Regions from separate parts of the Mus musculus genome. Here region 1 is linked to region 2. The links are chromatin loops, found by intact Hi-C in ENCODE. Cell type or tissue: gastrocnemius. All regions are shown on one strand. Each heading gives the region's core, and the rest is flanking DNA. Links, peaks and the distances in the headings are about the cores only.

The links. Peaks named below come from ENCODE experiments on the same cell type or tissue, not always from the same donor. Only the 100,000 strongest peaks of a DNase experiment are listed, where the experiment ranks them.
Region 1: it touches region 2 in a loop (2.1-fold over the local background); 7 of 42 quality-filtered maps call a loop at or near these places.

Annotation. Positions count from the first base shown.
Region 1 is chr6:101,270,271-101,274,826 of GRCm38, forward strand. All of the region lies in intron 3 of Pdzrn3 (PDZ domain containing RING finger 3), which reads right to left. Gm33934 (predicted gene, 33934) reads left to right here and starts at 1,666. Exons shown (of 2, transcript NR_166918.1): 1 at 1,666-1,906. In gastrocnemius, for the core only: no CTCF peak of the experiment used is centred there; no DNase peak of the experiment used is centred there; H3K27ac peaks cover 2,235 bases.
Region 2 is chr6:101,324,867-101,330,152 of GRCm38, forward strand. All of the region lies in intron 3 of Pdzrn3 (PDZ domain containing RING finger 3), which reads right to left. Among named protein-coding and RNA genes, the nearest start is that of Pdzrn3, 50 kb to the right of the region's middle. In gastrocnemius, for the core only: no CTCF peak of the experiment used is centred there; a DNase peak (open chromatin) is centred at 2,514; H3K4me3 peaks cover 974 bases; H3K27ac peaks cover 4,000 bases.

The DNA of each region.
Region 1 (4,556 bases), core at 33-4,032, 55 kb before region 2:
CTCTCCTCAGGAGCCATCCACCTTGTTTTGTTCTGTTTTCCTAGATCAGAACTCTCAGTGCCCTGAGCCAGCTAATTCAGCTAGGCAGGCTGGCCAGGGAGCCCTAGGGATCCACTGAGTTTTGCCTTCCTAGGGATGGGGTTAAAAGTTTGCCCCCACCATACCTGTACTGCTAGGGATGGAACTCCTGTCCTCGCCCTGCATGGCTAGCACATTGACTGAGCCATTTCCCCAGCTCTCGAGAAGCCTTCCCATCTATGTGTTAACTCCCCCTCCACTGGAAGGAGCATGCTCCACTGTGCAGGCATTAACGGGGAAGCTGGAGGACTCTGGGTTTCTTGGGAGAAGGCACAGTCCCACAAACCTCTGGAAGCAGAGACCCCGTCCAAGTTCAGACAGGAAACACCTGGGCCTCCACCCCCACTCCGAACACACTTTACATTTCAAAACAGATGATTCGGAATTGTTCATAAATATTTGTCTTGCTTCAATAAAACACTTTGCAGCCAGTTTCCTAAACCCTTGTGCAGAAGGCTCAAGCATACACGCTATGAGTGGTCCACATTCTTTTACCATTGCATGTATTTGGGTGGACAATATCCTGGGGACATAAAACCCAAAGGCAGTCATTTAATCGTGTCATAAGGGGATTTCAGGGTAGCTTTCCTTCAGGGATACACAACTCTCTGCATCTATAAAGCTCAAATCGATCTCTACTTGTTTTTGAGCAGGGGGAAAAATAGAGTTGAAATATATAGACAACTCAAGTTGTCCTAACTTTCCTATTATAGTAAATGAGAGGTGGGAACAGTCTCTTGGAGGCTTAGCGAAGCTTTACTGTCATTGATTATCAAACCTCAGCTACAGGCTAGAGCCATATTAAAGGCAAAAGGTAGAGTTATACTAATGGCCTCAGAGCCAACATGCCCTGTATTTAAACACATTTTAAAGCACATTGAACCCTTGACAACGTTTTCAAAATTGTTTTAAACCCTAAAATGAAAGTACTCTCCATCTCTATGCTAAAAATTCAACGTTGAAAAGCCCCTGTGACCTAGTAGTCTCCAAATTGTCTATCTTCCTATGGACGTGGGGGGTATTCATGTAGTTTAACAAATACAGTGATAACTAGATATGTAGAATGTCTTGCACATTGATGGCATCTACAACAGACCCCTCTGTGTGCTCAGTATGAAGAAAGAAAAGGGAAAGAACACTTGTAGGTAGGGGTGGTAGAAAAGCTAGGGCTCTAGAAAGTTATCTCTAAAAAGCACCCAGGACAGTATCTAGGCACCCAGGAGCCAGAAGAGCACCGACCCACCCAGCCTACCTGTAGGGTGCCTTGCTTCAACCTTAACCACTTTTCAAAGGCAGGGAAAACATGAAAGAGGACCACAAGACAGTAAGCCTCTAAACACAACCCTAAAATGGCCTCCAGTGAGCTGTCTCCTCTCTTTTCCTGCCCTCCCTGCCCCCCAAAAGCGGCAATTAAAAATTCCTCAATTGGCCATAAACTGCTTAACTCTGGAGCGACTCAGAAGTACCGGTGCACTGCCCCATTAATGACGATTAGGCTTGGTGGTGATAAGACACCGCTTAGGAGCTCGTCAGAGCCATAAAAGGTGGTCCTGAGAGGTAATGATAAGCCAGCTCGGAGCAGGCGGCAGCTGCTCCGCCTAGGTTAAGGATTAACATGCTGGACTCTGGCCAGTTGAGAAGTTGTTTAACCAGGGAAGCAAACTTGTGAACGATCACATGCCCATCACTGCCTCTGCTGCTTCTCCGTTTAGCTTTGCACCATGCATGTCCCGCCTGAGCTATGGCTTAACCGGAAGCTTGTGTAGTTCTGGAGGAGCTGTCCGTCTTTCTGACGGCATCAACCCCAGTAAACTAGTGTGGACCACAGGTGAGGAAGGGGATCGATACGGATGGTGATGAGACAGAGAACGATAAGAAATGACAGGCTGTTGAGAAGAATCCCATTTGTTTCTATCCTTGTGCCTTCTGTGACCTTCTAGTTAGTATGTTCTTTCATAGGCCATGAGGATGTTTAATGGCCAGACCGTCACGGGAAAACACTAGAGAGAGAGCCATTTGGGGCACTTCATCTCGGTTTCAGGACAGTGCATTTGAAAAGGGTGATTAGTCCTGCAGTCATCTTTGGGTGGGATAAGCCAGGCAAACAAAGGGTGCTTAAAGTCACCTTCAGGATTAGAGAAGGTTCCTTTGATCATGACAAAAGGGAGGTGCTCTTTCTTTCTTTTTTTAAGATTGAAGAGCTGGGTGTCCCGAGTAGGAGGTCTGGGGATCTGTTGGTTCTGCTTAGTTTCAGTTGGGATGCTATGAAGGTTTGGGAGGATGAGCCACAACTACTCTCTTTCATGGTGCAGGCTAGGGGCTCACGGTCCAAATAGGAAATAGAAGCTTGACGTGTGTCTAATATGTATATGTGTGATGTAATGGGGACATTTTCTTTTCAAGATTTGGGCTTTAAAAAGTTGGCGGCATAAGCCTGGCCATGGAGGGCGGGTTGGGAAAGAGCTGGGGTGGTTTATGTACATTTTAGACTACAAGGGCCAGGAAAACAGATAAGGAAACAAGGTGAGCTATATTATACAGGGAGGAGGCCATGTCTACAGCCAACCTGACGGCAAAGCAACAGGTCCCTCAAGTGTTGTCCCTTAAAGAATTATGTCCAGATCTCAGAAGTCTACCACCCAAGGAATACCAGGATGCAAAGCCCGAGTTTCCTCTTCTGACCCATAACTGAAAGAATCTTCTTTCCACCACAAATCAACCCGGGGCCAACAGCCAGAGAGAAGTGTACTTCTTCTATTACTCGAAAAGCTGCAGTGAAGGGGCTGGGGTGGCAGCGGTTCGCCGGTAATGTGTAATGGGTGCGCTTGTATGTTCAGTGCTGGGGAGGCAGAGACGGGCAGATCCCTGGGGTGCAGCAGCCGAGTCAGTGAGTTTCAGATCCTAGTGAGTGACGACGACGACTTCAAACACAAGGTAGAGGCTTCCTGAAGGACAGCACCCATGTGCTCTGACTTCCACTGGCATGCATGCACACACGTGAGCCCTAGAGCAGAAACGTGCAGATGCCAAACCCCGCACTGGTAAAAAGGAAATGATCTCTCAGACAAGGCTGCACTCCGAGACTCTATCTGAGATTTTTAACAGATGAATTCCCACTGAGAGGCAGAGCTCAGGAGTCAGCCAGATCACAGTATCCACTGGAAAAAAGCTTGCAGCCACAGATGGGCAACTCCTTATTTTCCATCTCAGAAGCATCACTCTGCACAAACTGCCTCGTCCAGAGCAGATCCGGTTACGTGTGGTTATCTTATGTTACAGCACTTTCACGTAGACGTCAAACATGTTTGCTTTCTTAATGGCCATCATGCACGAGGAAATAACTTTCTTTAAATAGCATCAGCCCAGGCCTATGCACAGCCTTAAAACAAGAGTTCTCTCGACAACACTGTGAAGGGTGACTGCGTGCTTCTGAACCAGGGCAAGTACTAGCACCCAGACAGCGCTGGATGAGACAACTTACAAACCCTTGCTGCAGAGCTCATCCCGCTGGGGACTTGCAGATCTACCTCATTCTCTAGATCGGAGCTTCCCACTTCATGGGTTGTCATGTCGGCTATTATTATTATTATTATTATTATTATTATTATTATTATTATAATACTATTATTATTATCATTATTACTTTATAGATATATTTTTATTTTATATGTATGTGACTCACCTGCATGTGTGTAAGTGTACCACGTACATACAGTGACCACAAAGGACAGAAGGAGGTGCCAGATCTCCTGGAACTGTAGTTAGGAGCTTCTACATCTGGGTTGGAGACTGAACTCTGGCCCTCAGTAAGAGCGACAAGTACTCCCAACTGCTGATCCATCTTTCCAGCCCCAAGTTAGCATTCATTTAACATTCTGCTTGTTTCTCAGCAAAGAGCTATATTGTCATAGCTGTGTTTTATTTCACTGTATAATACTACCAGCAAGCCTATGTGTGAGTGTGTGTGTATGTGTGTGTGTGAGAGAGAGAGAGAGAGAAAGGGAGAAGGAGGGAGAGGGAAGGAGACACACACACACATCTCATCTACCCTTCCATGATAATATGCACAATGAAGAGTATGGAATTCGCAACCCAAACAGGATGTGCATGTTAGTTTCTGAGGTATTGCCAAAAGCCACTCTGATTTAAATTCCCACCAATGGTTTACAAGCAGGCATGGGCTGATGTAAGCTTGCATGTGCTGATACACTCATCATTGGTCCTATTATCAGACAGCTACATCTCTGTCAACATCATTTGTTCTGCACTTTTTTTTTTATTAATGAAGCTGAATACTTTTCACAAGTGTACTGATCACATTCTTGGCTTACTTTCCTAGTGGGCAGTTTGTTGTTTTTTACTTGACATGCAGAAACACGTTAAGACAACAGAATCAACCCTTTCTCTGTCCTTGAAAGGCTATTTTAATTTATATATATGTATGCATATATATACATACACACATATGTATATAGAGA
Region 2 (5,286 bases), core at 484-4,483:
TTCCAGTAACAGAGATGCAGATACCCTCAACTCATCAATAGACTTGTGTCTAGACTGTTGGATTAAAATGCAATTTCATAGCTATATCAAAATGTGCTCATGCCTTCTGTGCCAACATCCCTCCCATTATAGAGAAAATATTGAAGCAGTGGCCTTGTCCATAGAGGTCCTGGGAGTGGGGGTGGGAGTGGGGGCAGGATCTGTGTTTATGGTGGGTACTCTCCCTCAAAAGAACCATCAGCATGTCACAATCTTAGAAAACACTCATTATCTATAGGCAAAATGTCACTGACATGATGGGAGATCCCAGAGGGATAAATCCAGGAACAATGGCCAATTGTTCCTTGTTTCTCTCCTTATCTTTGATGTTACAAACCACATGTAAATAAATTAAATAATTATGTTAACTTGTTCTATTAATAATGCATTAGTTCATATATATTATCTATATGTTTTATATTTTAATTTTTGTGTATGAGTGTTTGCCTATATATATGCAGATATCACCACATATCTGTCTGATGCTTGAGGAAGCCAGAAGTAGGCCTTGGATTCCCTAAAATGGAGTTGCAGCTAGCTTTTGAGTTGTGACATGGGTGCTAGGTACTAAATCTGGAGCATGTGGAATAGCATTACTGCTTTTAACTGCTGACCCATTTCTCCATTCCAAACCATATCTTATTCACCATCAGAGTCAGGGAATAAAGCCCAATTGCCTCAACCTAATCACAGAAAATAATGGGCACAGTTATGACATGTTCTGGCCCACAAACCACCTAGGGCTTCTTTTAAAAGCAAATGTTTCCTTTATATTTATACAGTTTAGGAAATGTTGCCTTGTTGGAGATAACAGAAAAGATCCCTTTTCTGTGTCTAGGTGGAATGCTTGAACCATATTGTGGCTGCGAGACATTCTCACAGGCTAACCATGACGACAAAGACCACAGATCCTTGGTGAAAGCATTGACGCATTCAATTCCCTGTCCTGGGAGTGAGTTAGTCCTTGTGCCCAAGATAGCATGAATAAGCTGTCTGGATCTAAATCTTTCACTTGTAGCTGAAAATAACTAATATAATTGGACCAGTGGGAAAATAAAAGAAAAAAAAACTCCAGTTGCTTATTAGACATGGCTTGTACAAAGGTCACCTAGAACTGGATTTTTCTGGTTAACCAAGGAACAAGATTAAGAATGTGGGGCTTTGAAGAATGTGGACATCTGTCACCTAGAAAGCAGCTTTTCACAGCTCACCTGGATACTTCCTCACAGGTGTCAGACTGCAGTCTGATGGAATGGGATTTACAGACAGGACTCTCAAAGTCTATATGGATACAATAAAGATTTAAAAATTAGCAACTAAAAAAAGGATCTGTATATAAATGCCATGTCTAATTATTAGAAAGTTCAAATCCAAGGCCTGCCTTCCCAAAGTTTAAAAGTTTCTCAAGGTTTACAGCAAAACTGATGATTAACAGATTTTATCGATTCCACTTGAGGAGGACAGGCATTGGAACTGCTTCTAATTCAAAGTCCACCAGAGACAGAAAAGTCCCCAGAGCTAGTCTAAGGCATCTGCTAAACATTATTCGCAGACGTCTGCACATGGTGAGGCATAAACCTGGCTTGGGTATGACAATGTGTTTGGGTACAACTCTCACAGCTCAAAGCCTTCCCTGGCTGTGCTGCCTGCCTTTGAACACAGGTATTCAGTGGATAGCTTGACCTTGAGGACTTCAGCTGCTCTCTTGTTTCCATAAGGATTAAGCTGAGCCCATGGTGTGATCCATGTCTCCGTTTGTGGTAAGACAGGAGCTGAGGTCCAGGCAGAGAGAAGGCAGAGGAAGCACTCTTGGCTTCAGGGAACACATTCATGCTCTGCTCTCATCTGGCTGTAACCAGAACATCACCCAAGGAATCCCATGGTAAACTAGACATGCCCTTCTCTTGGTACTCATAGTTGAGTACCGAGGTGAACCATATTCAACTATGGTGTCTAAAGGGTGATTTAACAACTAAACAATCATCTTGGAGAGTTGATTAGGACCCAATAGCACCATCAGCATGGAACCTACCTCTGTCTTTGAATGAATGACACAGGAGAGAGAGAGAGAGAGAGAGAGAGAGAGAGAGAGAGAGAGAGAGAGAGAGAGAGCACATAAAATTTGCAAGCATGTATACAGATGCATAACCTGTCTCCTGTGATGCCCTGTGTCACCTTCGGGACTCTACTAAGAAAAAGGACATCAAGACATAAGCTCCCTCAACCTTCAGCTTGCTTGACTGTGAGCTAAAGTAAATCCTCTTAACTTATCACCCTGGAGTGTCACCAGCAAGAAAAAGAAACAATAAATGTCTTCAGGGGACACACAGAATACAATTAAATGGGACTCAACAAATGAAAACCCAAATAAGTCCATAAAAATAAAAAGTGACCTATGCCAACCGGAGAAAAGTGAGGGCTGAAGTCTTAATTTTCTACATGGAATGAGATGGGGCACCTGCCAGCTGGCATTCACAGTCCAGAGTCTTTGAGATGAGGCGGCCTGGAATGAATCACAGGAAAGAAAGACTGGCCCTGGAACCAAAGATGTTAGCCATCATAGTGTCACTATCTGGGGCAAGATGCAGATCAGATTGGTAACGTGTCCACCTCCATGGATCTGGTCATGATGATGGCAGACAGGAGAAGCCCCTTTCTCTTTCAATTCAAGGTTCAAAGTTCTATGAACAGCAAGTGACTTAATCATTAGTTTTCCTGTTAAGAAGACTTAGTTGCTCCAAAAATAGATACTCGCTGCTGTCTTGTGTTTCATGCTGTATCTCAGAATGAGAAACATTGCAGCCAGTTTTGGGTGAAGATTCGCACAGTCTTTGAGATCCATGGAGCTCCAGTGAGCTGTACTTCCATACCTACGCAGAACGGCACACTCAGAACTGTGAGAATGTATACTGCTAATGCCAAGTTAAGCAGAATCACTCTCCACCATGACCTTGTGACTGGATCCTCAAGGGAGGCCAACCAGCGGCAAGCTGAGGACACCAGGGAGACTCATCTGATACCCACCCTAGCAGGAGGCAGCAAGACAGTTTGGAATTTTCTGGCTGACCACCAAACCCTGTTTGTGCCGTACTCTTTTTATAGCACAGGCTCCTGATGCGTGATGTTTGCTCAGCTATTATATACAAATCACTAGCCAAGAAGAAAATTCTCCATTCCCACAACTGGGACAGAGAGCAATGCCCACCAAGATACTTTAGGGATGCTGGACTGCTGAGCCCTGTGGCCAGGTAACCCTGGGTACCATCCTTATCAGTCTGGAGTCTTCAGGCAGAACCTGAACTCAGGTTTCTCTCCCTCCCTAGTGCTGAATTAGCAGAGTACCTTGGAGCTCTAAAGCCCACAGACACAAGACTTTACCTGGCCTAGGGCAGGAGCCTGGCTGAATGAATTAACAGTACAAAAGAGACAAACACTCCCAGGGGTTCAAGGAAGGGGCTTTGGATAACTAGAAATTCACCTGTGGTGTCAGCTTGGCTATCTCTTAAAGACCCTGCCTTGCTTTCCACATCTGTAAATGGGGATGGCAGTCTTGTCTACCCTGACCCATCCTAACCTACCCCACCCTGGAGCTGTATGCAGGGTTAAAGGTAAGAGGCAGAGAAGGGCAGAGGTCAAAGATTCTTGACAGACTCTTGACAGTGGCTGAGAAGATGTTGCCACTGTAGTCTTCCTTCCCTCCCCCCAACCCCCCCCCCCCCCGCTCTCTTTCTAATGACTTGCTCTGAGGACACACGTGTGGCTTGGCTCAATGCCTGATCTCCCCTACCTAATGTAAATGGTATGAATGACGTCAGAGCTCTGTTCTCCTCTCTGCATGCTGGCATCTTAGACAATGGCTGGTGCCCAGAAGGCTTCTAGTATCTCTTAAATGCAGAAATGACTAAATGTGGGGGCAAATGAATAAGATAAAAAAGACCAAATGAACTAACAAAACCGGCCAGCTCACAGAGCTCACGGTCAGGACGGGAGTTGGTGAATGTTAGGATAGAAATCTGTCAAGACAATCATCAAATATGCCACACAATCATCACAGGGGCACCCCTACCGCCACCCTACCCCCCACCGCCCACCGCGGGTCACAATGTATGGGCTTGAAAGACAATTATTTCTAACTTTACATTAGATAACTGGGTAGTTGCTCAGGTCCTGGGCTCCATTGGAAAGGAACGGATCTTCAGTAAGAAGGTATCTGTGGTAGCAATGATAAGAGCTAGCTTTCTGATCTCTTCAAAATGATGTTAAAAAGTGATGCATTCTAGGACGACGACAACAACAACAACAACAACAACACAGGGGTGGGGGTGTATGGCTGAACGAGAGAAAGTTTGAGAGCAAGTTTACATAACCTTTAGTCCAACTGCAAAAGTACCATACTGGTGCCCATATACTACATGCCTCTGGAAGGCCTCTGATTTTTCCTGTTTTTAAGTGGTCTTTGAACCCCCTTCTCCTCAATTGCCAGGGGTGGGAAAGGTGATTCATCACCCGCCGCCAGCCCTCTATGCTGCATTCCCACCATAAATCTTGCCTTTGTAAGAAGCTCTTATCTTCATAAACAGATAGCATCGGCCCTTACTGCTTTTTATGTCAATGTCCTTTTATTTAAGAATGACCCTGTTTTTGTTATAAATCCCTGAACATATTAGCAGAGGATACTTTCGGAGCAAACGTCTCTAGCGAGGGGGCAGCCCCTAGAGTCACATTCTCACTTCTAAGTGAGAGCGAAATCCTTAAGTCAACACATTCTACAGAGGCTGTGCTAAAGTACATTTTTCAAAGGCCCATGCCATTTGGTTGAAGTCAGCTCTGGAGGGTCACATACCTTTTCAATCAAAGGAGCAGTTACCCGTGTGAGGGGCCTGCAGGCAGAGGGAAAGCCTCCCGACATCTCCCTTAGCCTTCATCTGCCCCTTGCAGCCTGCACACCCTGCTCCAGGAGTGAACCCTTCCCTTTGGTGGCTTCTCAGACCAAAGAGAAAAGTGTCTTGGGAGTTTAGCACCCCACTGCCCTGACTCCCACTCTGAGAAGACAGGAGGGTGTATTCCCCCACCCCCTTCCTCCATTGATGGTCCCAAGTTGGGACAGGGCAGGGTGAAGACTAGAAGACTGGGGTTATATTTAGCAAACATGCCCCCAGGTAAATTTGTACTTCACCGAAACAAAGGACAGCATGATTGATGGCTTCCAGAAAGTGAATGAGAGTTGAGGCTATATGAGTGAGTCAC